Regions from separate parts of the Homo sapiens genome. Here all the other regions are linked to region 3. A link is a contact called in ENCODE Hi-C or POLR2A ChIA-PET data. All regions are on one chromosome and are shown on one strand. The core of a region is the stretch at or near the end of the contact, and the rest is flanking DNA. Distances in the headings are between cores, read along the strand shown. Region 1 holds the start of TLE2 (TLE family member 2, transcriptional corepressor). Region 2 holds the start of UBXN6 (UBX domain protein 6). Region 3 holds the start of MRPL54 (mitochondrial ribosomal protein L54). Region 4 holds the start of GNA11 (G protein subunit alpha 11).

Region 1 (7,714 bases), core at 4,495-6,994, 730 kb before region 3:
GTATCCACTCTGAAGTAGAACTATCTTTCACGTCTCTCTGAAGAGAGAACGTACCACACAGAAACAGGGACAGTGCAGGCTGGGTACAGTGGCTCACACCTGTAAACCCAACACTCGGAGCCTGACACGGGCGGATTGCTTGAGTCCGGGGGTTCGAGACCAGCCCGGGCAACATAGGGAGACCCGTCTCTACTAAAAATACAAAAATTAGCCGGGCGTGGTGGTGCACGCCTGTAATCCCAGCTACTCAGGAGGCTGAGGCATGAGAATCGCTTGCACCCAGGAGGTGGAGGTTGCAGTCAGCCAAGATCATGCCACTGCACTCCAGCCTGGGTAACAGAGCAAGAATCCATCACACACACACACACACACAAAAGAAAAGAAAAAGAAAAAAGAAACAGGGACTGTGCAAAGGTACTGAGGATGAAAGGAACCTGGGGCACTCTCAGAAGAGCTAACTTTTTTTTTTTTTTTTTTTGAGATGGAGTCTAACTCTCTCACCCAGGCTGGAGTGCAGCGGCGCAATCTCTGCTCACTGCAACCCCCGCCTCCTGAGTTCAAGCAATTCTATTCTCCTGCCTCAGCCTCCCGAGTAGCTGGGATTACAGGCAAACACCACCATGCCCGGCTAATTTTTTTTTTTAAGTTTTAGCAGAGACAGGGTTTCACCATGTTGGACAGGCTGGTCTCGAACTCCTGACCTCTGGTGATCCACCTGCCTCAGCCTCCCAAAATGCTGGGATTACAGGCAGGAGCCACCGCACCTGGCCGAATTACAGTCCATTTTAACCATTTGTAAGTGCACAGCTCAGCAGCATAAAGCACACACACGGTTGTGCAGCCATCCCCAGCACCATCTCCAGAATTTTCCCATCTTCCCAAACTGAATTTCTGTCCCCATAAAACTCTCACTCCCCGTCCCCTCCCCAACCCCTGGCACCCCCCATTCTGCTTTCTGTCTCAGTGAACCTGACGACCCTGGGACCTCCTAGGAGTGGATCACCCAGTGTTTGTCCCTCAGTGACTTCTTCTAGCAAGACGGTAGGGTTAACTTTCATCAGGTGCTGAGTAAGCGTACCCATCATCTCCAGCACCCTGGGTGTATGAGCTCATCTCAACTTCACACCTACGCTACTGAAAAAACAGAGACAAGTGTCCTGCCTGAGGCCACACAGCCAGGATTCAGACCCAGGCAGCCAACTTGCAGGGCTTGAGGGGGTCAGCTCTATGCCTTGCTTCCCATCAAGGGGGAAAACAGCCCCCAGTCCTCACCCTCAGCCAACACCTCCCTCCATCCCTGCAGCCCCTGCCCCAGCGGGATGCCTGGCCTCAGGGCTGCGGGACTACTGCAGTGAAAATGGTCTCTATCCGTGCTGCAGGCTACGCGGCAGAATCAGTGCCTGGGGCGTCCTCGCCCAGACCTACCCCCTCCCGTCTTCTTCCGGCTCCCTTCCCCTCCTCCCCCCACCCCCAGGCCCACTCACCTCCTGGGTCAGGAAGGGGATAATCTGAGCGCAGATACCGCTCAGACGCTTCACAATCTCCGCCTGGCAGGAAGCAATGAGAGGAAGCTTGGAGCGGGGTAGAGATTTGCAACCCAGCTCTGGACTCCCAGGCGGACCAGGTGTTGGCAAAGCCGAAGGGTTGGGGAGGTGACGCCCGCAGGTGCACAGAGGGAACTCAGGCTAGCATGGCATGGGCCGAGGTGGGATTCAGAGCCCCACCAGGCTGCGTGCTCAGCTGAGCGAGGCCCAGGGTGGCCTGGAGCTGGGAAGACCAGGGCTGAGGTCCTACGAGTCACAGATACACCACCCGCCAGACGCACACCCGCCAGGGATTTGCAGGAGGCAGACGCTCAGACACCCAACTCAGACGCAGACACTCAGAGGTGCTGGGCTCAGCTGAAACAAAGGAAAGGGGCCTCCGCCTGGAGTCCCAGATTCCAGCCCCGGCTTGGCCCACGTCTGTCCCAGGCAAGGCCCCTTTCTTGGTCTCCTCCGCTTCCCAGGACTGATCTACCAGCTGGGGATGCCTCCAGGTGGAGATCTCAGCACGCCACACTCAAGGGAAGGATTTCATCTGGAGAGGGTCTGGGCCCAGGTGCCCCAAAGAGGCTGAGCAGACGAGAAGGCGTGTGGGTGGGGAAGGGGGCGGGCATACAATGGCCACGGACTTTGCCTCTGCCTGAGTTACAGGTGTGCTGTGTGTCTGGCGAAGTCTGTGTCTCCTATTCCCACCAGGAGGGTGGAACTGGGATCCCAGGGTGTCCCGCACCCCATAAAGGGGGGTCTATTGCGTGGACCCATGGGACCACGCCATGCTTCAGCAGACAAGCCCCCTCCTGCCCACATCAGAACCAACAGAACCCCCACACATGCAGGAAAGCATGCCAGGGTGGGCAACCCCAGGCACCCCACACTCCCAGCCCACCCCCTTCTCCTTCCCAGCCACCGGGAAGTCCCAATACAAGGTTCTGCTCATTGATTCTAATATTCTGATAGAATCTAGGAGCCCATGAAGCTCAGAAGTTTGGGACCCCTCTCATCCCTTTAGAAACCACTGGCCAGTCTCAGGATCTCAGGATTAAGCATGGACCACTAAAGTCAATTTTAGAATCTTTGGGTCTATTGGCCGGGCAAGGTGGCTCACTCCTGTAATCCCAGCACTTTGGGAGGCCGAGGCAGGTGGATCACCTGAGGTCAGGAGTTCAAGACCAGCCTGGCCAACATGGAGAAACCCCGTCTCTACTAAAAATACAAAATATTAGCCAGGCATGGTAGCAGGCGCCTGTAATCCCAGCTCCTCGGGAGGCTGAGGCAGGAGAGGCGCTTGCACTCAGGAGGCAGAGGTTGCAGTGAGCCAAGATCAGGTCATTGCACTCCAGCCTGGGCAACAAGAGTGAAACTTTGTCTCAAAATTTAAAAAAAAAAAAAAAAAAAAAAAATCTTTAGGTCTATCTCAGAACCTTGAGATCAGAAGTTCGGGAATAGCCTCAGAACCTTTTAACACATCTCAGCACATAGATATGATAATCGCAGAACCCTGAGGTCTATCTCTGAACCCTGAGGTCAATCTCAGAACCCTGAGGTCTATCTCTGAACCCTGTCTATCTCAGAACCCTGAGGTCTATCTCTGAACCCTGATGTCTATCTCAGAACCCTGAGGTCTATCTCTGAACCTTGAGATCACAAGTTCAGGAACACCTCAGAACCTTTTAACACATCTCAGTACACAGATAGGACAATCTCAGAACCCTGAGGTTTATCTCTGACCCTTGAGGTCTATCTCTGAACCCTGAGGTCTATCTCAGAACCTTGAGGTCTATCTCAGAACTCTGAGGTCTATCTCTGACCCTTGAGGTCTATCTCTGAACCCTGAGGTCTATCTCAGGACCTTGAGGTCTATCTCAGAACCCTGAGGTCAATTTCAGAAATTTGAGGTCTATCTCAGAACCCTGAGGTCAATCTCAGAGCCCTGAGGTCTATCTCAGAACCTTGAGGTCTATCTCAGAAAACTGAGGTCAATCTCAGAACCGTGAGGTCTATCTCAGAACACTGAGGTCAATCTCAGAACCCTGAGGTCTATCTCTGAACCTTGAGGTCAATCTCAGAACCCTGAGGTCTATTTCAGAACCCTGAAGTCTGTCTCAGAACCTTGGATCACACTGAGAAGCTCCAGAAGAGGCTCAGAGCCTTACGACACTGGAGTCAATCTCAAAGCCCTGAAGACAGCCACAGAGTTTTGAGGTCTATTTTGGAGTAGTGGGGTCACAGTCTGAACCATGGCATCAAATTCAGGGCCTGGAGAACAATCTTGGAACCTTCCAGCCAATCACACTGAGACCAATCTCAGAAGCTTCAAAGCAGCAACAGAACCTGGGGTCCATCTCAAAACTTCAGACTTTCTGGGTTGAAAGGGACCTCTAAGAGTGGCCATCCAGCTCCCTCCTAGGACAGAAGTCACTTCCACAGCCTCCCTGGCCTGGCTGCCCTGCCTCTGCTATGTGCCCTCCTTGATGGGGATGCCTGGTGGCCCCTGCCCACTGCCTGCATCTCTGCTGGACGCTCCAACTGCTAGATACTGTCTTCAGAAGGTGGGACTCATTTTCCTTCCACGAGGCTGAAATCTGTCTTCCTGGTCCCAGATGGGCCCTCTGTGACCTCTGCGGAGATTTCAGGATGAGACCCGTGTTCCCTAGGTCTGCTCTGGCCCCGGCTGCCCACTCTGGGTCCTTCTCAGGGCTTCCAGACCCCCACCCTCCCTCCTGAACACGCGTAACCCCAACCCAGTTACCTGCTTATGCATTTCAATGTTGAGCCCGTACGACATCTCATAATACTGCAAAGGAAAAACCAAGTAAGAACGTCTAGGGTGGAGATGGGTGCCCTCCTCCAGATAGGTGATGCCAGGGTCTTCCAAGAGTCCCCAGGTTCAGGGGAATCACAGCAGGAAGCAGAGCCCCCCCCAGCTCCACGGGGTCCCAGAGGAGGAAGCGGGGGCTCTGCCTGGAAGGGCCCCCTCTACTCTCCCCAGAGAGGCAGGGCAGGTAGGAAGTGTCCAGAGGCCCTGGCCCGACAGAGACTCCCATCAGGCGAGGGGTCCTCCCTGTCTCCCCATTCCCAGAGCTGGGAGGACCCTCCTAGAGAGCCTGAAATCCCAACCTGCCCAATGTACAGACGGGGAAGACGAGGTTCGGAGTGGGGCAGGGACCTACCCCAGAGTCCACCGTGACTCAAAGCCCTGCCCGCCTCTCCCCTCACCCTGGCATCATAAGTGCCCTCACCATGACATAATGTCGCTGCATTTCCGTCTTCTCGCTGGCCAGCTTCTCACATTCTAGCTTGAGGCTGAGAAGAAGAGAGAGGGCAAGGGGCTCCCACCCGCCCCATGTGGGCCGGCTTCCAAAGTGAGAGGCTGGATCTCCCCCTCCCGACTTCCTTACAGACCTCCCCCCACCTCCTGTCCCAGTCCCTCCCCGCCCCTTCCTGGGCTCCAAATGCCCCAGCTCTGACTGTCCCCAGACCCCTCTGCACCTGCGCTTCCACCTGGAGGCCTTTGTCGCGCCCCCCCTCCAACCGGGAGCCCCTCCTCCCCGCCCTATACCCCGGAGGCCTCGCCCCGCCCCGGCGCCCAGGTGAACTCCCGCGGCCCCTGGGGCGGCCCCCCTCACCTGTGGTATTGAGCCTGAAGAAACTGGAATTCTTCTTTGATGCGGTCGCAGATCTCCAAGATCGAGAACTTGAAGGGCTGGCCGGACTGGAGCGGGGTCTGGGGGGGGTGTGGGGGAAACGTCAGGGTCTGAGTTCCCGGACACTGGGGGCCCCCTCCCCGCAGTCCGCACTCACCGGGTGCCTTCCCTGGGGGTACATCCTGCCGATCCGAAAAGCCCCCCAGGCGCCACCAGAGCTTGATGATATGGAGGCGGCAAGAGTGGGGGAGGCTGAAGTGGGGTGGTGGGGAGGCTGCCCGAAGAAAGAGGGAGGAGGGAGAAGCGGCGCGGGGCAAGGGACCCTGGAGTCCCTGGCGCGCCCCCAAGCGCGCGCGCCCGGGGTCGTGGGAGCCCCTCCCCGGGTTGGGGTGCGCGGGGCGAGCGGGGCGGGCAGGGGCAGCGGCCGGGGCGGGAGCGCGGCGAGGGCGGCCGCGGCAGCCGGCGCAGAAGGTCGGGCGCGCCGCGGCCGGGTTTCGGTGGCGGCGGCGCGGGCGGCGGGCCCCGCGCGGAGCCGCCTCCCTCCGGCGGGGCTCGGCCGGGAGCCGCGGGCTGAGCCGCCTTAAGGTGGCGCCGCCGCCCCCACGCGCCCGCGGCCCGCCCCGCGCCCACCCCCGCGCACCGCCCCTCCCCGCGCCCGCGCCCCCCCCGGCCCCCGGGCACCCGCCCCCTTCCTTCAGTCCCTGGGCCGTTGGGGAAACTGAGGCCGGGTGGGGAGGCGCCCAGTGCCTTAAAACAGGGTCCCCACCCCCTCCCGGAGGGGCGGGAGAAGAAAAACCAGTGAAGAAATTCACACCGTGTTACCCACCGTGGGAGCGGGGGGGGGGGCTTGCGGGGAGCGGGGACCAGTCTGGAGTCGGAAATGGCTTTTCTGAGCAAGTGACATTGGGTTGAGATTGAAGGGTCAGCAGGACGCAGCCTTGCCAAGCGCTGGCAGGGAACCCTGCCAGAAAGGGAATCTCACAGCAAACACTGCTTCCCAGATCATGCCGGGCCCTCGCCCTCTGGGGGCCTCAGTAGTCTCTGCAAAAGGTCAGGGGTGGTGCGCTATCTTTAGGGTTTAATTTTTTGCAGAGATAGGGTCTCCCTGTGTTGCCCAGGCTGGAGTACAGTGGGGCAATCATGGCTCACTGCAGCCTCGAACTCCTGGGCTCAAGCGATCCTTCCCCCTCAGCTTCTCCAGTAGCTGGGACTACAGGTGTGCACCACCACGCCCAGCTAATTTTTTAATTTTTTGCAGAGATGGAGTAGGGGGGCGTCTCACTATGTTGCCCAGGCTGGTCTTGAACTCCTGGACTCAAGCCTCTCTCTTCGGCCTTCCAAAGTGCTGGGATTACGGGCGGGAGCCACCGCACTGGGCACTGCACTTAAATGAGATAGTGCATGAACGCTGTCAGCCTCTCCCTACACAGAGCAAACTTCCACAGATGGGAATTGTGTTCCTACTGCCATCACCAGTGGACTGGGCTGTCTCCCCTCTCAGACTGGGTTTCTTGAAGGCAGGAGCCGTGTCCCACTCAGAACTGGAAGAACCACAGCTCTGCCATCAGACTCAAGTCTCTCCCACGGCAAAGGCTCCAGCCCCGACCAGAGACCACAGACATCCAGCCAGCATCCTTCAGGCCCACCCGGGGAGTGGGAAGTTCTTATTCTCTTTGGAGAAACCTCAGGAGAGGTTTGTGAAGTCAATCAACAAACGTGTACTAAATGCATACTGTGGACCACACACTGCTGTAGACACTGGGGCACAGCTGGGAACAAAACAGAGAAAAATCCATGCCCCTTGATGACACTTGGACTTGTGTCCTTAGGTGATCGAGTACCTAATGGTACCTAAGGGTTAGGGTTACAAAAACCCATTTTGTACCCTTACAAAAGGGCACAAGAGCCCTTATCAATGGGCCAGGGGTGGTGGGTCATGCCTGTAGCTCCAGCACTTTGGGAAGCTGAGGAGGGAGGATCGCTTGAGCCCAGGAGTTCAAGACCAGTGTGGACAACACCGCGACAATACAAAAAAACATTTTTGTGTTTTTTGTATCTCTACAAAAAATACAAAAATAATTAGCCAGGCATGGTGATGCACACCTGTGGTCCCGGCTACTTGGGGGGCTGAGGCGGGAGATACCTGAGCCCCAGAAGGTCAAGGCTGCACTGAGTTGAGATCACATCACTGCACTCCAGCCTGGGTGACAGAGCAGGACCTTGTCTCAAAAAAAAAAAAAAAAAGCCCTTATCAAATTTAAAGCCATCGTTTTCCAGCCCACAGATATTTACAGAGCACCTATGACGTGTCAGGCATCCTTCCAGGCACAGGGATTGTAAGGGTGGATAAGGGAGACAGATCCCTGCCCTCTCTGAGTTTGTGGGATGTGAGTGACAGGCTAGGCAGGTTCACAGCTTGGTAATTATGGGACTATTTGTACAGACAGAGGAAGAGTTTAGAGGGCAGTGATAGAGATGAACAAAAGCAAACCTGCTTATGTGGGGTGTCTGGGAGAGGACCCTTGG
Region 2 (6,951 bases), core at 781-3,280, 700 kb after region 3:
GTCTGGAAAGGGCTAGAGCTGCCGCAGGGAGAGAAGGAGGGGCAGATTTCCCCACAGCTGAGTCTCACTGTGTCCTGGGAGAGGCCTTCCCAAACCACCTGACGGCCCCTGCTCACCCTCCTTGGAGGCCCTGGGCACTCATCCAAGCACTCATCGCCTGAGCGCTCATCCAAGGTCTGTTGGTTTATTTGTCCATCGGCTCCCTCTAGAAGGTGAGCCCTGGGACAGCAGAGGCCTTCTCCTGTCCACCACTGCAGCCTAAAACAGGACTTGGTGCCCACCCACCCCACACACCCTGGATATGCAGTCTCGCTCCACAAGGGACCTCCGCACCGCTTCCTTTCCCAACCTTCCCCTCCAACCTTCCCCTCTCCGCCCAGGCTCTGGGCTGATCCAGCCATCACCCCGATACCCTGCATCCTTCCTATCATGCCCAGTCCCAGTGGCCCCAGCACCCCCCACCCACTATTGGTTGAATCAATGAAGGGCTCCCCCGATTTGCCCCCTTCTCTCCCTGACCCCTCTCCCTCCCTCACTCAGCCTTTGCTCTCCTGCTCTCCCCCAGGAACCCTGACGTCCTCACTATGCCCCTACCTCCATCACCACCCCACTGCCCCGTGATTCCTGACCCCCACTTCCTGCCACCTCCCTGCCTCTCCCAGCCCCCACTCCCTCACAATCCCTTCCACTATTGCTTACAGACCCGTGTCCTGGCTGCCTGGCTGACTTCCTCAGTCCCTCTCCATCAGTCCCCACCACCCTCTGGCCAGCCAGCTCCCTGCAGCGGCCCCAGCTCTCCAGTTTCCCTTTTCTCAACCCAACAGCCCTCAGCCTTGCACCTTCCCTAGCTCCACTTCTTCCCCGGCCCTCCCAGCTGGCTCAGCCCTGCTCAGGCCCTTCTCTCCAAGTCCTCCCTAGACAATCCGGAAGCCTGCCCGGCATCTATCTCCTTTCCCCTCCTCTCCCACTTCCATAATCCACTTGGCACAGTGACGTGGCAGAGAAGCCTCGCAGAGAAGCTCTTTCTCCCAGCCTGCTAAGACGCGTCTGTCTCACCCGTCTTCTCCTCTCAGGCCCCTCCCGGGTAAGAGTCCATCTGTCAGAATCCCTCACCTCCACTCTCCTCACACACCTTCCTCAGCCCCTCCCTCTCAATTCGCCAGGACATCCCAGGTCACTGACGACGCTGCCCACCCCGGCCTCCCTGGCCTTCCAGACTCTTTCTAGTCTCCCATCAGCCTCCCACGTGCTCCAGATACCAAATCCAGAACCCCTCTTCCCATGGATACCTCAAAACAACTCTTCACCACCCCACCCCACAGCTGTGCGTCCTCCTCCAAGCTCAGCTCCCATCCATGGTCACCTAGATTGCCCCAAATCATCCCGGCCTCTTCGGCCAGCCGGGTCCCCAGACAGAGCTCTCCCTCACCACCCGGCTCAGGACTCATGATCCCGTTTTTCCCCAAAGGTCGTTCCACTGACCCCCAACTGCCTACAGCCCCGTCGCCCTAATCCCCCGCCACTGCATCGGACCCTCCTGCGGCCCCGCCCCCGAGACCTCCCCTCCCGCCCCGCCCCCTGCGCTAGTTCCCCTCCCCTCGCCTCCCCCGCCGCGCCCCCGGGTCATACCCGCCCCCTCCTGCCCCGCCCCCAGATCTCTCTCCCCTCCCCCTGACGCCCACCCTCGGCCCGACTTCGTCCGCCCCCGGCGCCTCTCCCCCTCCCCTGACCCTCGCGTGCCGCTCCCAGCCCCTCATCCTCTCCGATCTCCCGAGCCGCCCAAGGCCCCAGATCTCTCTCCCCGGCCGTCCCCGCCCCGCAGGGCCTCAAGCCCCTGCGTTCCTCACGCACCCCACGGACTCTTTGAGCTTCTGACCGGGTCCCGCGCTCTTGAACTTGATGTCGGCCTTGAACTCCTGAAAGAATTTCTTCATGGTGGCGGCTGGCCCGGCGGCGGGGGGCCGCGGGGGCGGGGGGGCACGGGGCCCAGTCGGGGACGGGGCCGCCGGAGACCAGCCACCGGAAGAAAATTAAAAAAAAAAAAAAAAAAAAAAAAAAAATTTACCTCGCCGCCGGAAGTCCCGCCTTCCCCTGGCCTGCCACGTGACAATCGACTAGACGTGCCTCTCTAGCGCTCGGTGCCTTGCTGGCCCAGGGCGGCCGCTCTGTACGCTGGAGCCGCGTCTCTGTGGTTCTTCCGGACTCCGTTGCCAGGGCGACGAGTGCACCTCTCGATTGGAGACAGGGCATTCCGTGGCGCTCCCCAAACGGTGACAAACGGTGATAGGACAGGGACAGGCCAACTGAACCTCGCAGAGAAAGCACTGGGCCCTATCCCTTTCGCTGCTCAACCTAAACTAGGCGCGGTGGCTCACGCCTGCAATCACAGCACTTTGGAGGCTCAAGCGGAAGGATTGCTTGATCCCAGAAGTTGGAGACCAGCCTGGCAACATGGCAAAACCTCGTCTCTATAAAAAAAAAAAAAATAAAATAAAATAAATTAGCCGAGGGTGGTGGCGCGCGCCTCTCAGCTACTTGGGAGGCAGAGGCGGGAGGATCGCTTGAACCCAAGAGGTCGAGGCTGCAGTGAGCTGTGATCAAGCCACTGCATTCCAGCCTGGGCGACAGAGAGAGACCCTGTCTCAAGCAAAACAAAAAAAATTCCAACCTTCTCTGTCTCCCCAGAGCTTACGTGATAAAATCCCAATTCAATGTTGGGTATTGGAGGCCCCCACGATCTGGCCTGTTTTGGTGCCTGAAGCACCCCCCCGCCACCATCACCACGTACCCTAGGTAGGAGCTGTTTAAGAGGATGCACCTGGGCCGGGCGCGGTGGCTCATGCCTGTAATCCCAGCACTTTGGGAGGCCGAAGCGGGCGGATCACAAGGTCAGGAGATCGAGACCATCCTGGCTAACACGGTGATACCCCGTCTCTACTAAAAATACAAAAAATTAGCCGGGCATGGTGGCAGGCGTCTGTACTCACAGCTACTCGGGAGGCTGAGGCAGGAGAATGGCGTGAACCCGCGAGGCGGAGCTTGCAGTGAGCCGAGATCTCACCACTGCACTCCAGCCTGGGCGACAGAGCGAGACTCCGTCTCAAAAAAAAAAAAAAAAAAAAAAAAAGAGGATGCACCCAATGCACCCAATTGGGACCTGGGGATTGGGGATCCACTTTGGTGGACACCAGTTAATAGTGGCGTACTTTGGTCTGTGCAATCCACAAAGAAGATACACAAAGTGACAGTTAAAACAAGCCTCAAAAAATGGGAGTTGGGGGTCAGACGTGGTGGCTCATGCCTCTAATCCCAGCACTTTGGGAGGCCGAGGCCGGCGGATCACTTGAGGTCAGGAGTTTGAGACCAGCCTGGCCAACATGGTGAAAGCCTGTCTCTATGGGCACCGGTAATCCCAGCTACTCGGGAGGCTGAGGCAGGAGAATCGCTTGAACCCGGCAGGTGGAGGTTGCAGTGAGCCGAGATCTCGCCATTGCACTTCAGCCTGGGCAACAGAGGGAGACTCTGCCTCAAAAAAGAAGGAGTTGGAATGAGATACACAGAGACTGATGGAGGAGAAGCCTCCAGGTGAGGAAACAGCCCACCCCAAGACTGAAATTGAAATATCATGGGTTGGACGGGTGGCTCAGGCCTGCAGTCCCAACATTTTGGGAGGCCAAGGTGGGAGGATTGCTTTAGCCCAGGAATTGGAGGCTGCAGTAAGCTAGGATCACGCCACTGCACTCCAGCCTGGGCAACAGAGCCAGACCCTGTCTTATTAAAAAAAGAAAAAAAGGCCAGGCACGGTGGCTCATGCCTGTAATCCCAGCCCTTTGGAAGGCCGAGGCGGGTGGATCACGAGGTCAGGAGATTGAGACCATCCCGGCTAATACGGTGAAACCCTGTCTTTACTGAAAATAATTTTTAAAAAAATTAGCCAGCCTTGGTGGCGGGCGCCTGTAGTCCCAGCTACTTGGGAGGCTGAGGCAGGAGAATGGCGTGAACCCAGGAGGCAGAGCTTACAGTGAGCCGAGATCATGCCACTGTGCTCCAGCCTGGGCAACAGAGCAAGACTCCGTTTCAAAAAAAAAAAAAAAAGGAAAAGAATTGGGCCAGGTGCGGTGGCTCACACCTGTAATCCCAGCACTTTGGGAGGTCAAGGCGGGTGGATCACTTAAGGTCAGAAGTTCAAGACCGACCTGGCCAACATAGCAAAACCCCGTCTCTATTAAAAATACAAAAATCAGCCGGGTGTGGTGGTGTGTGCCAGTAATCCCAGCTACTTGAGAAGCTGAGGCAGCAGAATCACTTGAACGCAGGAGACAGAGGTTGCAGTGAGCTGAGATTGCACCACTGCACTCCAGCCTGGGCGACAGAGCGAGACTCTGTCTCAAAAATAAATAAATAAAGTAAAAAAATAAATAAATAAAAGAAGAATACAGTGCAACCCAAACTTCAATCTTTCTGATCTCCAGTCTCCTATCTATGAAATGGGGATAAGAATAACACTCTCTATAGATTGTAGGGGTGATCATGTGATTAGAAAGTTCTCAGTATGCCGGGCACGGTGGCTCATGCCTGTAATCCCAGCTACTCAGGAGGCTAAGGCAGGAGAATCACCTGAACTTGGGAAGCAGAGGTTGCAGTGAGCCGAGACTGCGCCACTGCAATCCAGCTTGGCAACAGAGCAAGACTCCGTCTCAAAAAGAAAAGAAAAGAAAATTACAGCTCATTGTTGTGAATAAGGAATTGTATACCCTATAACTCAAATAAAGGTACAACACTGGGCCAAAGTCACACAGCTGGAAAGTGGCAGAGACCCATCCCACTTCTCCAAGAATAAAATCCTATGGGGTTCCTCAGCCTGGTCTAAGGAGATCCTAACATTAATAGGCCCTAATAAATTTCTATTTCAGGTTCTAAGTATTCTGAGGGTTTCAGAAACCCCGTTTCTTGTTATCACCCACCTTTCCACCTCTGCCTCAGTTACCTGGAAGTATTTCCAGCTCACCTCTGGGCCTTTGCCTAGGCATTCTCCTTTACCAGAAGGGACTTCTCTTCCTCTGCCTAACTCAATCCTCTTCCACCATGACGCTCTCCTGGACTATCTTCCTCATGTCGGATGAGGTTATGAGATTAAATAATTTAACATTTCTGCCAGGAGCGGTCGGTGGCTCACACCAGTAATTCCAGCACTTTGGGAGGACAACATTTATTTTTCTTTTCTTTTCTTTTCTTTTTTTTTTTTTTGAGATGGAGTCTCGCTCTGTTGCCCAGGCTGCAGTGCAGTGGCACAATCTTGGCTCACTGCAAGCTCCACCTCCCAGGTTCACACCATTCTCCTGCCTCAGCCTCCCGACTAGCTGGGACTACAGGCGCCCGCCACCACACCCGGCTAATTTTTTGTATTTTTAGTAGAGACGGGGTTTCACCGTGTTAGCCAAGATGGTCTCGATCTCCTGACCCCGTGATCCGCCCGCCTCGGCCTCCCAAAGTGCTGGGATTACAGGCATGAGCCACCATGCCCAGCTTTCTTTTTTTTTTTAGACAGGGTCTTACTCTCTTCCCCACGCTGGAGTGCAGTGGCACAATCATGGCTCACTGCAGCCTAGAACTTCTGAGCTCAAGCAGTCCTCCCCACTCAGCTTCCCAAGAAGCTGGGACTGCAGGCATGTGCCACCACACTCAGCTAATTTTTTTTTTTTTTTTTTTTTTGAGAAGGAATTTCGCTCTTGTTGCCCAGGCTGTAGTGCAATGGTGCGATCTCGGCTCACCACAACCTCCATCTCTCGGATTCTCCTGCCTCAGCCTCCCGAGTAGTTGAGATTACAGGCACCCGCCACCATGCCTGGCTACTTTTTTGTATTTTTAGTAGACACAGGGTTTCTCCATGTTGGTCAGGCTGGTCTTGAACTCCTGACCTCAGGTGATCCGCCTGTTTCAGCCTCCCAAAGTGCTGGGATTACAGGCGTGAGCCACTGCACCCGGCCTCCGGGTAATTTTTTAAAAATTGTTCAATCTTGCGCAGTGGCTCACGCCTGTAATCCCAGAACACTGGGGGGCCGAGGGAGGAGGATTGCTTGAGCCCTGATGTTCAAGACCAGGATGGGTAACATAGTGAGACCTTGTTTCTACTAAAAAATAAAAATAACAGGCCAGGCACAGTGGCTCACCCCTATAATCCCAGTACTTTGGGAGTCTGAGGTGGGTGGATCACAAGGTCAGGAGTTCAAGACCAGCCTGGCCAACATGATGAAACCTTGTCTCTGCTAAAAATAAAATACAAAAATTAGCTAGGGGTGGTGGCAGCACCTGTAATCCCAGCTACTCAGGAGGCTGAGGCAGAGAATCGCTTGAACCCGGGAGGCAGAGGTCACAGTGAGCCAAGATCATGCCACTGCACTCCAGCCTGGGCAACAGAGCAAGCCTCCATCTCAAAAAATAATAATAATAATAAATAAAATAAAAATAACACCCTGGGCAACATGGCGAACCCTTGTCTCTACCAAAAAAAAAAAAAAAAAAAATCAGTGCTGGTTGTGCCTCCCTGTAATCCCAGCTACTTGGGAGGCTGAGGCATGAGAATTGCTTGAACCTGGGAGGCAGAGGTTGCAGTGAGCTGAGATCATGCCACTGCATTCTGGTTTGTGAGACTCTGTCTCAAAAAACAAACAAACCAAAAATTAGTGAGGCATGGTGGTGCGCACCTGCAGCTTCAGCTGCTTGGGAGGCTGAGGCAGGAGGAGATCGAGACCATCCTGGCTAACATGGTGTAACCCCGTCTCTACTAAAAATACAAAAAATTAGCCAGGTGTGGTGGTGGGTGCCTGTAGTCCCAGCTACTTGGGAGGCTGAGGCAGGAGAATAGCGTGAACCTGGGAGGTGGCGCTTGCAGTGAGCTGAGATCGCGCCACTGCACTCCAGCTTGGGCGACAGAGCAAGACTCCGTCTCAA
Region 3 (6,955 bases), core at 1-2,500:
CCCCGACTTCAGGACCCAGCCCCAAGCCCAGACCCTAGTCCCCCCTCAGACCGAAGACCTCAAGCGCCGACTCAGACTGCGCTCTGCACCTCGAGGACACTCACTTCCCAAATCGAGGCCGCCTCAGCCCCGCGCAGCCTCCAGGACCCCGCTCCCCACGGACGGCCCCGACGTAGCCCGGGCCGCGTCCCCAGAAGGCGCAGCTCGGGGATTCCCGGTCCCGGCGCCCGCTCCTCTATCCGCGCAGAGCCCTGGCCCATTGAGCATGCGCGGCCTCGCGAGGCCTGCTGGGAAATGTAGTTCTCCCACCCAGCCTCGCCACGCGGGGGCGCTGGGACAACTGCAGATGTTGGAGGGGAGTTCGAATCCCAGGCTTCCCGGCCCGCAGACTGCCCCGGCTGGCCCCAGGACCTGTTTGTTCTCCTGCAAAATAGGGTTAATAATCACTGCCTGGCTCTGGGGGCTGTGTTCATTATTCCAAAGGATGGCAGATGGGGAGAAGTGGGGTTGGGAAATATTAAAGAAGTGTGAGAGGTGGTTTCCTTGGGACCTTGAGGCACCGGAAGCGTCGTGGAGACCCTGTTAAAGACGGACTTTCGGTTTGGCTCACAGTAGGGAGACACATAGGTGCACCATGGATTTGGGGTCGGCCTGGGAACTTTACCTCCCTGAGAACTCAGTTTCCTCATTATAAGCTGGGGAAAAAATAGTACCTACCTCTCAATTGTGAGGATTAAATTAGATCAAGCGGGTTAAGGATTTAGCAGTAGTAGAGCTGGAAAAGAATATATAAAATATATATTATTAATTTATATATTATATATAAAACATACTATATATTATATGTATTATATATGTTATATATAATTTTAAAAATATAATGTTATAAAAATTAACAGTGATTAGACTCCAGCCCTACTGGAGTATATTAGACTCATTGTTAATCTTCTTTTTTTAACTTTAAAGCTTTGAATAATTACTCATTGGATGGAATCAGGAACATATAAAGTGTGATATTTTTAGTAAATGTTATGTAATTGAAGAAGGGCAAGAAGTCAATGAAATATCCCTTGAACGCCTCCTCCTATAGTAACTGTGTATGTCTACAAAAGTCTGAAGAAATCACCATAGATTATGAAAGCTTGGGAGACCGCATTTCCCAGACACCTCCACGGGGCCTACACTTCCACGGGGCCTACAACTCCCAAACACCCTTGGGCCACTGACGTCTTCCGGAAACGTGCACTTGCAAGCTGCCCGCAATACGTCATGGCGACCAAACGCCTTTTCGGGGCTACCCGGACGTGGGCCGGCTGGGGGGCCTGGGAGCTCCTAAACCCCGCCACTTCCGGAAGACTCCTGGCCCGGGATTATGCCAAGAAACCAGGTGAGCTGGGTTAAGAGGAACCAAATGGGGACGGTGGGTGCACTGAGGAATTGACAGTGCGCAGGCGGTGGTTGGGGAGGTGGTGCTAGAACTGATGCGCAAGCGCAGAGAGGCGGATGCCAGGCTGTATGCGCAGGCGCAGTTTGAGGGACCCAGCGCCGCTTGGAGCTCGGGCGTCTGGCTCGGAGATACTGTAGCGATTGGACCCAGGGCGCAGGCGCCAGCTTGGGGCGGAGCGGCCTGGGAGGAGGATGTGGTTACGTGGAGACCACGCGTTTCACTGCGCAGGCGCGGGTTGGAAAGGATTTGAAGGGAGTCTGGGGAGGTCATGAACTTGGGTTCCAGTTCTGTTTCTCTGCCTGCCTCCAAATCGCTGGGTAACCTTGGCCAAGACGTTACCAAACATTCAAAGAAATTATGGAGCCCGTTTAATTGGCCACTTCAGCAAGAACAAAACAAGGTTATTAAGGTTTAGCTGGATACAGCCTTGCCTGATCTCCTTTGTTGAAAGGGGGAAATTGTCCAATGTTCGGCCTTAAAGACAGACACATAGCAGACAAAATATAACTTGAATGACTTGGTCATTCCAAGCATCGGTGTTACTTAATGCTATGTCCAAATCCCACTTAAAGTTACTTAATGCTGTGTCCAAATCCCACTTAAAGTGATTTCGAGGCCAGGCATGATGGCTCACACCTTTATTCCCGGCACTTTGGGAAGCCAAGGAGGGAGGATCGATTGCTTGAACCCAGGAGTTCGAGACCAGCCTGGGCAACATAGCAGGACCCTGTTTGTATAAAAAAAAAAAAAAATTGCCTGGCGCGGTAGCTCACGCCTGTAATCCCAGCACTTTGGGAGGCTGATGCAGGTGGATCACAAGGTCAGGAATTCAAGATCAGCCTGACCAACATGGTGAAACCCTAGCTCTACTAAAAATACAAAAATTAGTGGGGCATGGTGGCACATGTCTGTAATCCCAGCTACTCAGGAGGCTGAGGCAGGAGAACTGCTTGAACCCAGGAGGCGGAGGTTGCAGTGAGCCGAGATCACGCCACTGCACTCCAGCCTGGGCGACACAGTGAGACTCTGTCTCAAAATAAATAAATAAATAAATAAAAATAAAAATAAGCGGGGCATGGTGGCTCACAACTGTGATCTCAGCTACTTGGGAGGCTGAGGCAGAAGGATCACTTGAGCCTGGGAGTTTGAGGCTGCAGTGAGCCATGATTGTGCCCCTGCCCTCCAGCCTGGGCTTTTATTTTTTATTTTTTTATTTTCTTCAGACGGAGTCTCGCTCTGTCGCCCAGGCTGGAGTGTGCAGTGGCGCAATCTTGGCTCACTGCAAGCTCCGCCTCCTGGGTTCACGCCATTCTCCTGCCTCAGCCTCCCAAGTAGCTGGGACCACAGGTGCCCACCACCATGCCCGGCTAATGTTTTTGTATTTTTAGTAGAGATGGAATTTCACCATGTTAGCCAGGATGGTCTCAACCTCCTGACCTCGTGATCCGCCCACCTTGGCCTCCCAAAGAGCTGGGATTACAGGCGTGAGCCGCCGCGCCCGGCCGGGCTGTCTTTATTTTTTAATTTTTTAGATTTTTTATTTTTTTGAGATGGAATCTTGCTCTGTAACCTAGGCTGGAGTGCAGCGATGCGATCTCAGCTCACTGCAACCTCCGCCTCCCGGGTTCAAGTGATTCTCCTGCCTCAGCCTCCCGAGTAGCTGGGATCACAGGCATATGCCACCATGCCCAGCTAATTTTTTTTTTTGTATTTTTAGTAGAGACAAGTTTTCACCATGTTGGCCAGGCTGGTCTTAAACTCACCTGACCTCAGGTGATCTTCCCACCTCGGCCTCCCAGAGTGCTGGGATTACAGGCATGAGCCACTATGCCTGGCTGAGACCCTGTCTTTAAAAAAAAGTTTTGAGTGGCCGGGCGCGGTGGCTCACGCCTGTAATCCCAACACTTTGGGAGGCCAAGGTGGGCAGATCACGAGGTCAGGAGATCGAGACCATCCTGGCTAACACGGTGAAACCCCGTCTCTACTAAAAATACAAAAAATTAGCTGGGCGTGGTGGTGGGCGCCTGTAGTCCCAGCTACTTGGGAGGCTGAGGCAGGAGAATGGCTTGAACCCGGGAGGCGGAGCTTGCAGTGAGCTGAGACTGCGCCACTGCACTCCACCTGGGCAACAGAGCGAGACTCCGTCTCAAAAAAAAAAAAAAAGAAAGTTTTGAGTGTAGCAGAGTCCAGCCAGGGGCAGAGGCCACCTGAGACAGGGTTCTGTGAGAGAAGTTTGGCTTCCAGAGGAGGGGCTGGGCTGAAATGACTCTCCCTCTCGTCTCCCCAGTTATGAAGGGGGCCAAATCGGGAAAAGGTGCAGTGACCAGCGAGGCCCTCAAGGACCCCGACGTATGCACAGATCCTGTCCAGCTCACCACATATGCCATGGGCGTCAACATCTACAAGGAAGGGCAGGATGTACCCCTGAAACCGGATGCTGAGTACCCTGAATGGTGAGTAGGCCAGGCTGTGTCATCCTGCAATGACTATTCCTTCCTCCGCCCCAGGAGGACCCCTTCCCGGAGAGGCGGATCGCCACTCCAGCCGGAGCCTAATAGTCACACCTACCCATCCTGGCTTTAGGGCAGGGGGCTTCAGGGCTCTGCCCATCTGTAATGGGGTGATGGGACCCATCCCTCCCTCAGAGGGCTGTGAGGAATTCATGAGATTAGAACACATGTCAAGTACCTAAAACAATGCTTTATCTTAAGCAAATACTTAAAAAAAATTTTTTTTCAGGCTGGGCGCCGTGGCTCACACCTGTAATCCCAGCACTTTGGGAGGCAAGGCGTTTGGATCACCTGAGGTCAGGAGTTCGAGACCAGCCTGGCCAACATGGTGAAACCTCGTCTCTACTAAAAATATAAAAATTAGCCGGGTGTGGTGGCACATTCCTGTAGTCCCAGTTACTTGGGAGGCTGAGGCACGAGAATTGCTTGAGCCTGGGAGGCAGAGGTTGCAGTGAGCTGAGATCACGCCATTGTACTCCAGCCTGGGCAACAGAGTGAGACTTGGTCTCAAAAAAAAAAAAAAAAATTTTTTTTTTTCTTCTATATGGAGTCTTGCTCTGTCACCCAGTGTGGAATGCAGTCATGTGGTCTTGGCTCACTGCAACCTCTGCCTCCTGGGTTCAAGCGGTTCTCCTGCCTCAGCCTTCAGAGTAGCTGGGATTACAGGCATGCGCCACCATGCCTGGCTAATTTTTTTTTTTTTTTGAGATGGAGTTTTGCTCTTGTCGCCCAGGCTGGAGTGCAGTGGTGTGATCTTGGCTCACTGCAACCTCCACCTCCCAGTGTTCCAATGATTCTCCTGCCTCAGCCTCCCGAGTAGCTGGGATTACAGGTGCCCGCCGTCACACCCAGCTAATTTTTGTATTTTTAGTAGAGACAGGGTTTCACCATGTTTGCCAGGCTAGTCTCGAACTCCTGATAACCTCGTGATCCGCCTGCCCTGGCCTCCCAAAGTGCTGGGATTACAGGCGTGAGCCACCACGCCTGGCCTAATTTTGTATTTTTAGTAGAGACAGGGTTTCTCCATGTTGGCCAGGCTGGTCTTGAACTCCTGACCTCAGGTGATCCGCCCACCTCGGCCTCCCAAAGTGCTGGGAGTACAGGCGTGAGCCGCCGCACCCGTCCTGCAAATACTTATTGACCACTGACTGCATGCCAGGCCCTGCTCTAGGCTTGAGGGATACAGAAGGGCTCAAAACAGACACAAGTCCCCACCCTGGCGGAGCTAGCTGGGGAGGCAGACAGGAAGGAGGAAGTCAGGCAGCTGTGGTGGTGACACTTCCAGGAAGGGGGCAGGAGAATGAGGGACAGAGCCGGGGTGTTTGGCTGCTCTAGTTTGAGGTTTGGGGGACACAGAAGCCAAGACGGGAGTGGGTGGAAGGGGCTTTCCAGGCAGTGGGCACAGCCTGTGCAAAGGCCCCGGGGCAGGACCGCACCTGGTGTGCTGGAGGAACAGCGGGGAGGCCTGTGTGGCTGGAGCACAGTGAGGAGGGCGAGAGAGGGAGGAGGTGAGGGCAGGACCTGTGGGCTGCAGGAAGGGTTCTGCTGTGGCCCCAAGCTGATCTGAAGGCTGGGGAGGGTCAGGAAGGCTGAGCAAGTGGGGGCAGGTGGCATGATGTGGACAGTGCTAGGAGGCAGGAGAGGGCTTGGCGTGTGCCAGCCTCAGATGTGCCACTGGGATGGGGTTGGCTCCATTGCTGCATGGCCAGGGACCCACCCAGCCCAGGGTCGGGGAGGGACCACCCTGAGATCATGCAGCCAACCAGTGGGCCTGGCACCCAGCCCCGTCGCCGCCTCTGCCCGAGGTGCCCGGGACACCAGGGAGCCCAGGGGTCACCGTGTAGCTCTGATTCCTGCCCGCACCCCCGTCAGGCTGTTCGAGATGAACTTGGGTCCCCCAAAGACCCTGGAGGAGCTGGACCCCGAGAGCCGGGAGTACTGGCGGCGGCTGCGGAAACAGAACATCTGGCGCCACAACCGGCTGAGCAAGAACAAGAGGTTGTAGCATGGAGGGCCCGGCATCGCTGACCCCCACGCCGAGGGCTTGCCGTTTTCCCGGAGGACGTGGACTTTTGTGAGACAAGAGGCGGCTCCCCAGCCTGGGTTTCCATGTGACCCCACAGTGGGGCTGGACCAGGGCCCTGGAGGCCAATAAAGAGCTTTCTGGGTAGACCCTATTTCCCCTTGGTATTGTCTGGTGTCGGCCTGGCGGGAAGTGGGTCCCTCAGACCCCAGGGATCCCAGCCTCCACCCCAGCCAGTGGTGGGCCGTCTGCAGGTCCCCTGTGCCTCCGGCCCTTGGTGGGCTTCTCTCCCCAACTCCTGGAATTCCTGACACTGCTCACGAGGCCCCGGCCCCAAATCTCAAGTTGCTGGGTGAGGGGGTTGTCCTAGCTAAGCCACTCTTGGTTGCAAGGGACTCAAACCTAACTATCTCAAGCCATCAGAGTCAGAAAAGAGGCTTTATGAGCTTCAAGAAAGGAGATGTCCGGAGCGGGTAGTGGTGTGGCTTTAGGTGTGGCTGGATCCAGGTGCTTCGGTATTCAGACCCAAGGCTCTCTCCATCTCAGGGTCCTTGGATCCCCCAGGGGCTGGCACTCATGGGCAGGGTAGCCCGAGGGCTCCTGGCCGACGTCCCCACCAGCGCAGCAAGTAGAATCAGAGGGAAGGGACTGCCCCTTCCTTCCTGCTGCAGTCACAGCGTGGTCCTCACTGGCCTATCCCTGGAGCCCAGGGGCTTGGGCCTTCCTTCCCCACCCCCAAGTCCTCTGTCCACTCCACTGGAGCCCAGGTCTCAACCTCCGCCCCCAGTCCACCCTCTGGAGTCGGCTTTCGGCACCCTGACCCTGACCCAGGGTCTGACCCTAGGCCTGAGTGAGGACTGGCCTCCCTGCAGTCCCAACAACTCCTGCCCTGCCTGGCTGTGATGGGGCGGGATCACGAGGGCTGGAGTCCACCAGATTAGAGGAGGCTGAGGGTGACACGTAGTTAGGGAGTGA
Region 4 (7,249 bases), core at 2,542-5,041, 670 kb before region 3:
TGTGTACGTGGGGGTCTTGCTATGCTGCCCAGGCTGGTCTCAAACTCCTGGCCTCAAGCAGTCCTCCTGCCTTGGCCTCCCAAAGTATTGGGATTACAGGCATGAGCCACTCTTCCCAGACCAGGCTTTTTAATTCCTTTCCCATCATTCCAAACACATCGATTGAGCACCTAGTGTGTGTTAGAGCCTCATTCTAGGTCTCTTTCTGTAAGGGACCACATAGGAAATCTTTGAAGAGTTCTTGTAATGCTGCCCTGTGGGGTAAGAGTAGCCACACTCAGTATGGAAATCAATGGATGTGACTGGCTTCCAACAAAATCCTATACATGGACACTGAAATTTGAGTTCCATATAATTTTTATGTCTACCTAAATATTACTTTCTTTTGATTTTTTAAAACCGTTTAAAAATGTAAAAGCCAGGCTGGGCGCGGTGGCTCACGCCTGTAATCCCAACACTTTAGGAGGCCGAGGCAGGCAGATCACGAGGTCAGGGGATTGAGGCCATCCTGGCTAACACGGTGAAACCCCATCTCTACTAAAAAATACAACAAAAAAATTAGCCAGGCGTGGTGGCGGGTGCCGTAGTCCCAGCTACTCGGGAGGCTGAGGCAGTAGAATGGCGTGAACCTGGGAGGCGGAGCTTGTAGTGAGCTGACATCATGCCACTACACTCCAGCCTGGGCGACAGAGCAAGACTCCGTCTCAAAAAAAAAAAAAGTAAAAGCCATTCGAAGCTTATGGACCATAGGGCCGAGGGTTGTGGATTGCCAATCTTTGTTCTAGGTGAACCAGACAGGCTCTGACCTCATGGAGCTGATGGCCAATTTGGGAAACTGAGTCTACAGAGAGGCACCCAGAAGAATATATAATTTCTTTCTTTTTTTTTTTTGGAGATGGAGTTTCACGCTTGTCGCCCAGGCTGGAGTGCAGTGGTGTGGTCTCGGCTCACTGCAACGTCCACCTCCTGGGTTCAAGAGATTCTGCTGCCTCAGCCTCCCGAGTAGCTGGGATTACAGGTGTCCACTAATTTTTTTGTATTTTTAATAGAGACAGGGTTTTGCCATGTTAGCCAGGCTGGTCTCAAACTGCTGACCTCAAGTGATCTGCCTGCCTTGGCCTTCCAAAGTGCTGGGATTACAGGCATGAGCCACCACACCCTGCTTTTTTGTTTTTTTTTTTTTTTGGACGGAGTTTCTCTCTTGTTGCCCAGGCTGGAGTGCAATGGTGCGATCTCAGCTCACTGCAACCTCCGCCTCCCGGGTTCAAGAGGTTCTCCTGCCTCAGTCTCCCAAGTAGCTGGGATTACAGGCATGAGCCACCGTGCCTGGCTAATTCTGTATTTTCAGTAGAGACGGGGTTTCTCCATGGTGGTCAGGCTGGTCTTGAACTCCCGATCTCAGGTGATCTGCCCACCTCGGCCTCCCAAAGTGCTGGGATTACAGGCATAAACCACCACACCCGGCCTTTTTTTTTTTTTTTTTTTGAGACGGAGTCTCGTTCTGTTGCCCTGGCTGGAATGCAGTGGTATGATCCCAGCTCCCTGCAACCTCTGCCTCCCGGGTTCAAGCGATTCTCCTGCCTCAGCAAAAGTAGCTGAGACCACAGGTGCCCGCCACCACGCCCGGGTCATTTTTGTATTTTTAGTAGAGAGGGGGTTTCACCATGTTGGCCACTCTGGTGTTTTGTTTTGTTTTGTTTTGATACAGGGTCTCACTCTTGTGTCCCAGGCTGGAGTGCAGTAGCCCCATCTCCGCTCACTGCAACATCTGCCTCCTGGGCTCAAGTGATCCTCTCAGCCTCCCGAGTAGCTGGGATTACAGGCATGTGCCACCACACCCATCTAATTTTTTGTATTTTTAGTAGAGATGGGGTTTCGCCATGTTATCTAGGCTGGTCTCGAACTCCTGAGCTCAAGCGGTCCACCTGCCTTGGCCTCCCAAGTACTGGGATTACCGGCAGGAGCTGCCGCACCTGGCCAGAACATACAATTTCAAGTTGTGGCTCAAGAGAAGGTACCTGGCTTGGTCTGAGGAGTCAGGAGAAGTCTCCCTGAGGAGCTGACGTCTGAATTGAAACGGAGAGGATGCTCAGGGGTTGGCCAAGGAGGCCAGAGAGGGAAAAGGGTTTTCAGTAGTCAGCAAGGTGGTGGGAACACACGTTTTTATAAATTCTGGTGGCCACTTCCATTTCATCTGCAAAGTAAGGATAAAGATATGGCTGGGTGAGGTGGCTCACATCTATAATCCCAGCGCTTTGGGAGGCCGAGGAGGGCAGATCACTAGAGGCCAGGAGTTTGAGACCAGCCTGGCCAACGTGGCGAAACCCGCTCTCTACTAAAAATACAAAATTAGCCAGGCATGGTGGCGCGCCTGTAATCCCAGCTACTTGGGAGGGTGAGGCAGGAGAATCACTAGAGCCTGTGAGGCAGAGGGTGCAATGAACCTAGATCACGCCCCTGCACTCCAGCCTGGGCGACAGAGCAAGACTCCATCTCAAAAAAAGAAGAAGAAAAAAAAGATATCCCTTGGGTAGGGTTAGCTTAACGGGCTTACAGCAGTGCCTGGTATCCTGTAGGCATTTCATGAATGCGTATACCTGGCCTGGAATGGTGCAGGCACTGCAGTAAGGCCTGATTGACACCTGATGGACAGCAGGCACTCCATTAATCTCTGGTCCGTGCCTGGCATATAGAATGTGTCCCATTAATGCCTGATACACAGTAGGTGTCCCATTAACGCTTTTTAATTTTTTTTTTTGAGACAGAGTCTCGCTCTGTCGCCCAGGCTGGAGTGCAGTGGCATGATCTCAGCTCACTGCAAGTTCCGTCTCCCGGGTTCACGCCATTCTCCTGCCTCAGCCTCCCGAGTAGCTGGGACTACAGGCGCCCGCCACCACGCCCGGCTAATTTTTTGTATTTTTAGTAGAGACGGGGTTTCACCGTGTCAGCCAGGATAGTCTCGATCTCCTGACCTCGTGATCCACCCGCCTCGGCCTCCCAAAGTGCTGGGATTACAGGCGTGAGCCACCGCGCCCGGCCCTCTTTTTTTTTTTTTTTCTTTGGAGACGGAGTTTCGTTCTTGTTGCCCAGGCTGGAGTGCAATGGCGTGATCTCGGCTCACTGCAACCTCCGCCTCCTGGGTTCAAGTGATTCTCCTGCCTCAGCCTCCCGAGTAGCTGGGATTACGGGCGTGCACCACCACGCCGGGCTAATTTTGTAGTTTTAGTAGAGACGGCGTTTCTCCCTGTTGGTCAGGCTGGTCTCGAACTCCAGACCTCAGGTGATCCGCCCGCCTCGGCCTTCCAAAGTGCTGGGATTACAGGCGTGAGCCACCGCGCCCGACCTCCATTAACGCTTTTTAATGGATGAGTGAAGGTTCCTGTCAGGCAATGTCAGGGCGCTTCCCGGGGGCAGCGACTGCTGCCCAGGCACCTGGAGACCCAGAGAGCGCAGCGGCCGCGTGCGCGCCTCCGCCACCGCGCCTGGGCCGAGCCGAGCGGGACCGAGCGGGGCCGAACGGAGCCGAGCGGAGCCGAGCCTGGCCGGGCCGAGTCCGCCACATTCCCACAATCCCGGGCGGCCCCGCCCCGGCTCCCGGCTGCGCGTCCCCCTTCCCACGTCGGCGCAACCAAACCCGCGGGCCCCCCGCCCTCGCCCCGCCCCGCCCCTTTCGCGCCCGCCGACGCCCCGCCCAGGCCGCTAGTCCCGCCCCCATGGTGGGCGCGCTTGGCCGCCGGCCCCTCCCATTGGCCGCACCGTCTGCCCGTCGCGGGCTGCGCTCCCAGCCTGCTAGGTTGTCCGGCGCTGTCGCTCGGTTGCGGCGGCTGCGGTTGGCGGTGGCTGCGGCGGCGGCGCGGGCTGAGTGCGGCCGCGCGGGAGTCCGCGGCTGGCGCGGCCCGAGCGGGGACCCGGCGGCTCGCCAGGCGGCGGCCGAGGCGGGGCGGGCCGGCCCGGGGCCGAGGGCCGGTGGCCGAGGCCGGAGGGCCGCGGCGGGCGGCGGCCGAGGCGGCTCCGGCCAGGGCCGGGCCGGGGGCCGGGGGGCGGCGGCGGGCAGGCGGCCGCGTCGGCCGGGGCCGGGACGATGACTCTGGAGTCCATGATGGCGTGTTGCCTGAGCGATGAGGTGAAGGAGTCCAAGCGGATCAACGCCGAGATCGAGAAGCAGCTGCGGCGGGACAAGCGCGACGCCCGGCGCGAGCTCAAGCTGCTGCTGCTCGGTGAGTGCGGCCCCCGGGCCTGCCGGCTGCGGGCCCTGCCCTGCCTGTGCCTGCCCTGCCTGTCCGGGTCGGGCCGGGACCCTCCGGGGTCAGCCCTGCCTGTGCCGTCCGGGTCGCGAGACCCTCCGGGGTCAGCCCTGCCTGTGCCTTCCCTGCCTGTCCGGGTCGCGGGACCCTCGAGTGTCAGCCCTGCCTGTGCCTTCACTGCCTGTCCGGGTCGGGGCGGGGCCCTCCGGGATCAGCCCTGCCTGTGTCGTCTGGGTCGGCTCGGGACCCTCTGGGGTCAGCCCTGCCTTTGCTGTCTAGGTCGGCACCTGGGACCCTCCGGGGTCAGCTGCGGGCCCCTGATTTCTTTGGGGTCAGCCCCTGCCTTAACTGTTCATGTTGGCACCTGGGACTCTCCGGTGTCAGCCTGTGTCTGTCCTGTCTGGATCAGGCCCCCGATCACTCCTAGGTCAGCTCCCAGCTTCTGCTGTCTACATTGGGCCTCCAGGACTCTTCAGGATTTGCCCTCTGTTCCTTCTCAAGGGACCAGTCCCTCCCTGCACAGGGACCTTCTGACCTTACCCCACCGGAGTACCCACCCCTCGCTACCCCTTCAGGGCCAGACCTTTGGGCTGTAACCCACAGGGCACACTCACCCCTCACTGCTCAGGGCCCCGCGTTGACCCTTCCCTCCAGGCAGAGCCCTGTACACTCCATGCAGGCCCTGTACCCTCCATGCAGGCCCTGTACACCCCCCCATCCCCCCGAAGACTCCTCCGTGTCCCCTATCCCCACATTCCCTTCAGGGCCATTCTCCTGCCTTCCTGTTCCGGGAAACCCCGTACTCCTCTTGGCTGGAATGCACCCTGTGGGAAAAAGACAGTCTTTCCTCTCCTCAGGGTTCCGCTCAGCTGAGGGTGGGGCGGTTGACACCTGAGGGAGCCTTTGCTTGTTGTCCCAAGCAGCTATCTCGGCAGCCTCCCCCGCCCCCTTCCTTAGAGTCCTGGTGGGAGCCACGCTGAGTCCTCGTTGAGAGCAGCCCCCCACCTGCCGGCTCCTCCCCACCGTCCTGGAGAAGGTTTGCTGGTGAACCTCCTTCTCCCCAAGGCACACCTGCTGCAGGGAGCCAGTCGGGCCAGCTGTAAAGTGTTGTCACTCCAAATAAGGGCCCCTTCAGTGGTTTACAAAACAGAAGCTCTTGCCCTGCCCCGCCCCTGCCCTCCCGAGCTCCTAGGTTAGCTCCTGGGCCGGGGGCGGGGCGGTGGGGAAGGTCGGAAATGCGTGAGAGGCAGCGGTGACGGAGGAGGGGGCGTGCTGGTGGCGGTGGCTCTTGGGGAGGAGGCAGGTCGCATGTTGTGTGGGGAACACGTTGCCTCTCCTGCCGTGAGCCTCTTAGGGCCCTCCGTGTCCCGGGTTACAGAGGTGCCTTGGATGAAACGCCTTCCTGATTTTTTTCCCCAAACTTGTGTTTTGATTTACCTAAGGGTTCTAAAATGGGCCATCTTTCCAGGGGGCCGCGGGTAGGCAGAGCCGTGGTCCTCACGTTTGGAGGAAATGTGCAGTGCGGCCCGCGTGGTGGCACTTTGCACAGAGTGGCACTGGCTGGCTTTTGTAGTGGGTCGTGGACTTTGTTTGGATGGAGGGGAGTTAGGAATTACTGGTGTCATAAAGATCTTACCAGATGGCCTTGCCCTGTGGCTCTGTGACCTCCAGAACCCCCGCCGCCATCCCTGCATGCACCCGGTCTTCTGTGCCTGCACTTTGGACTTGAGATTGACACGGGGTTCAAGGACGAAGGTCAGGGGCTCCCGTGTCTGCCGCCTTGGCTGCTTGGAGCAAGTCTGGAAGTGATGCGGCCCTTCCCGCATCCTCTGTCCAGTGCCCGCCTGTGGCCCGGGGGTGTCTGCTGCAGGAGCACCTGTGTCTGCAGTCCCACCCCCTCCCACTCTGTGAGCCTGAAAGTTGACCCCTATCAGCCTGTAAGACGGGAGGTTGCTGTCAGGCTCAGGGCCAGGCGTGGCAGATAGGACAGTGAGGAAGATGTGAGCTCACGTGCGACCCAAGGAGGACTGGTGTCAGTGCCACGCAGAGAGCCGGGGCTGTCAGGGGGTTGGGAGGGCTTCACACCCAAGGTGTTGGAGCCAGGGACCCCTTTGGGAATCTGATGCGACAGACCCTCAGAAAACTTCCCGTCCAAGCAACCTTGCATCCCAGCTGGAGGGCCCCTTGCTGGGAGGACTTTGACCACCTGAGGTCCAGGGGCTGGGGCCTCAGGGTGCAGGGGAGGGGACCTCTGTCAGGCTCCCTGCCTGCTTGTGGGAACTCATTCCACTCTCCCAGTAGGCCAGCCCCGAGCTTGCGATTGCCCCCGTTTTTCAGGGAGCAGCTAGAGGGTGGGGCCGAGGCTCCCCGGAAGGAAGGGGCTGTTGGGCTGCAGCAGGTGGCTATGGCGCCTGCGGCCCACGGAATGTTCAGAGACCTCTGGGTGGAGGTCCTGGCACTCCGCAGGAGGCCCAGCCAAGCTGGGTCTGCCTCTCCCTAGAATTCTTTCCTCCCCTGCCCCTTAGCAGTGGGGGCTCCATCCCTCCTCCCCCATGGCTCCCGTACAGCGTTGTGGAGTGGATGTCGGGGAGGGAGGCAGGGGCCTGCCACCACACCCCTGTGGCATCTGGGGCCCAGGAGGGTCTCGTTTATGTGGGTGGTGCTGGTTTCTTCCAGGCTCTGGGGCAGCAGGGCTCCAGGGCCCTGCCCTGACTCCTGGGTTTGCAACCAGGTGGAGCATGTTCTGGAAGAACGCCGCGTCTGCTCGCTCTCATCCACTGCCTCCCTGGGGCTGCACACGGCCTGTGAGGTCGGTCAGCCTGGCGAGGACATTCCGTGCCCCGTTTTCGGGGTGGGGGGGACCTTACGGAGCCCTAGAGCTGGACGGGGCTCCGGCTGCCGTGCCGCCTCTCCCGCGGCGGCTAAAATGTGCTGTTCACGCCTCAGATGGGCCTCTCCGTTACGTACAACAGGTCTCCCCGGGGCCCTGTGCACATTGGTCCGGG

What was found. A loop is a pair of places that touch in the nucleus more often than their neighbours do. ChIA-PET counts read pairs that join two places held with the same protein, here RNA polymerase II (POLR2A). Pooled maps may share reads with other maps.
Region 1: a map of CD8-positive, alpha-beta T cell shows a loop between it and region 3 (4-fold over the local background). The contact joins the promoter of TLE2 here to the promoter of MRPL54 in region 3. A Hi-C loop is called at or near these places in 3 of 168 maps with a recorded cell type or tissue (CD8-positive, alpha-beta T cell, ascending aorta and natural killer cell), 2 of 37 single-sample maps with no recorded cell type and 11 of 50 pooled maps. POLR2A ChIA-PET finds 5 or more read pairs at or near these places in 3 of 52 experiments (GM12878, activated B cell and naive thymus-derived CD8-positive, alpha-beta T cell).
Region 2: a loop to region 3 is called in a map of CD8-positive, alpha-beta T cell, with 7 times the contacts of the local background. The contact joins the promoter of UBXN6 here to the promoter of MRPL54 in region 3. A Hi-C loop is called at or near these places in 1 of 168 maps with a recorded cell type or tissue (CD8-positive, alpha-beta T cell), 1 of 37 single-sample maps with no recorded cell type and 11 of 50 pooled maps. POLR2A ChIA-PET finds 5 or more read pairs at or near these places in 2 of 52 experiments (B cell and GM10248).
Region 4: a pooled map shows a loop between it and region 3 (5-fold over the local background). The contact joins the promoter of GNA11 here to the promoter of MRPL54 in region 3. A Hi-C loop is called at or near these places in 2 of 50 pooled maps. POLR2A ChIA-PET finds 5 or more read pairs at or near these places in 2 of 52 experiments (CD8-positive, alpha-beta memory T cell and HepG2).

What each region holds. Positions count from the first base shown.
Region 1 is chr19:3,023,536-3,031,249 of GRCh38, forward strand. TLE2 (TLE family member 2, transcriptional corepressor) reads right to left here and starts at 5,745. Exons shown (of 20, transcript NM_003260.5): 1 at 5,346-5,745; 2 at 5,171-5,268; 3 at 4,784-4,847; 4 at 4,294-4,338; 5 at 1,485-1,547. The coding sequence starts at 5,369.
Region 2 is chr19:4,455,764-4,462,714 of GRCh38, forward strand. It overlaps UBXN6 (UBX domain protein 6), which reads right to left and starts at 2,031. Exons shown (of 11, transcript NM_025241.3): 1 at 1,852-2,031. The coding sequence starts at 1,934. RefSeq lists silencers at 1,833-1,902, 1,933-1,982 and an enhancer at 2,093-2,292.
Region 3 is chr19:3,761,432-3,768,386 of GRCh38, forward strand. MRPL54 (mitochondrial ribosomal protein L54) reads left to right here and starts at 1,251. Exons shown (of 3, transcript NM_172251.3): 1 at 1,251-1,387; 2 at 3,735-3,900; 3 at 5,830-6,134. The coding sequence starts at 1,270. The coding sequence ends at 5,962. APBA3 (amyloid beta precursor protein binding family A member 3) reads right to left here and starts at 261. Exons shown (of 11, transcript NM_004886.4): 1 at 105-261. It overlaps LOC105372248 (a long non-coding RNA gene), which reads right to left and starts at 1,209. Exons shown (of 3, transcript XR_936268.1): 1 at 1,127-1,209; 2 at 718-775; 3 at 323-423. RefSeq lists a silencer at 146-463 and an enhancer at 1,125-1,614.
Region 4 is chr19:3,090,571-3,097,819 of GRCh38, forward strand. GNA11 (G protein subunit alpha 11) reads left to right here and starts at 3,792. Exons shown (of 7, transcript NM_002067.5): 1 at 3,792-4,217. The coding sequence starts at 4,082. RefSeq lists silencers at 3,461-3,710, 3,731-3,850, 4,171-4,300, 5,455-5,544 and enhancers at 3,597-4,584, 4,585-5,570, 5,571-6,558.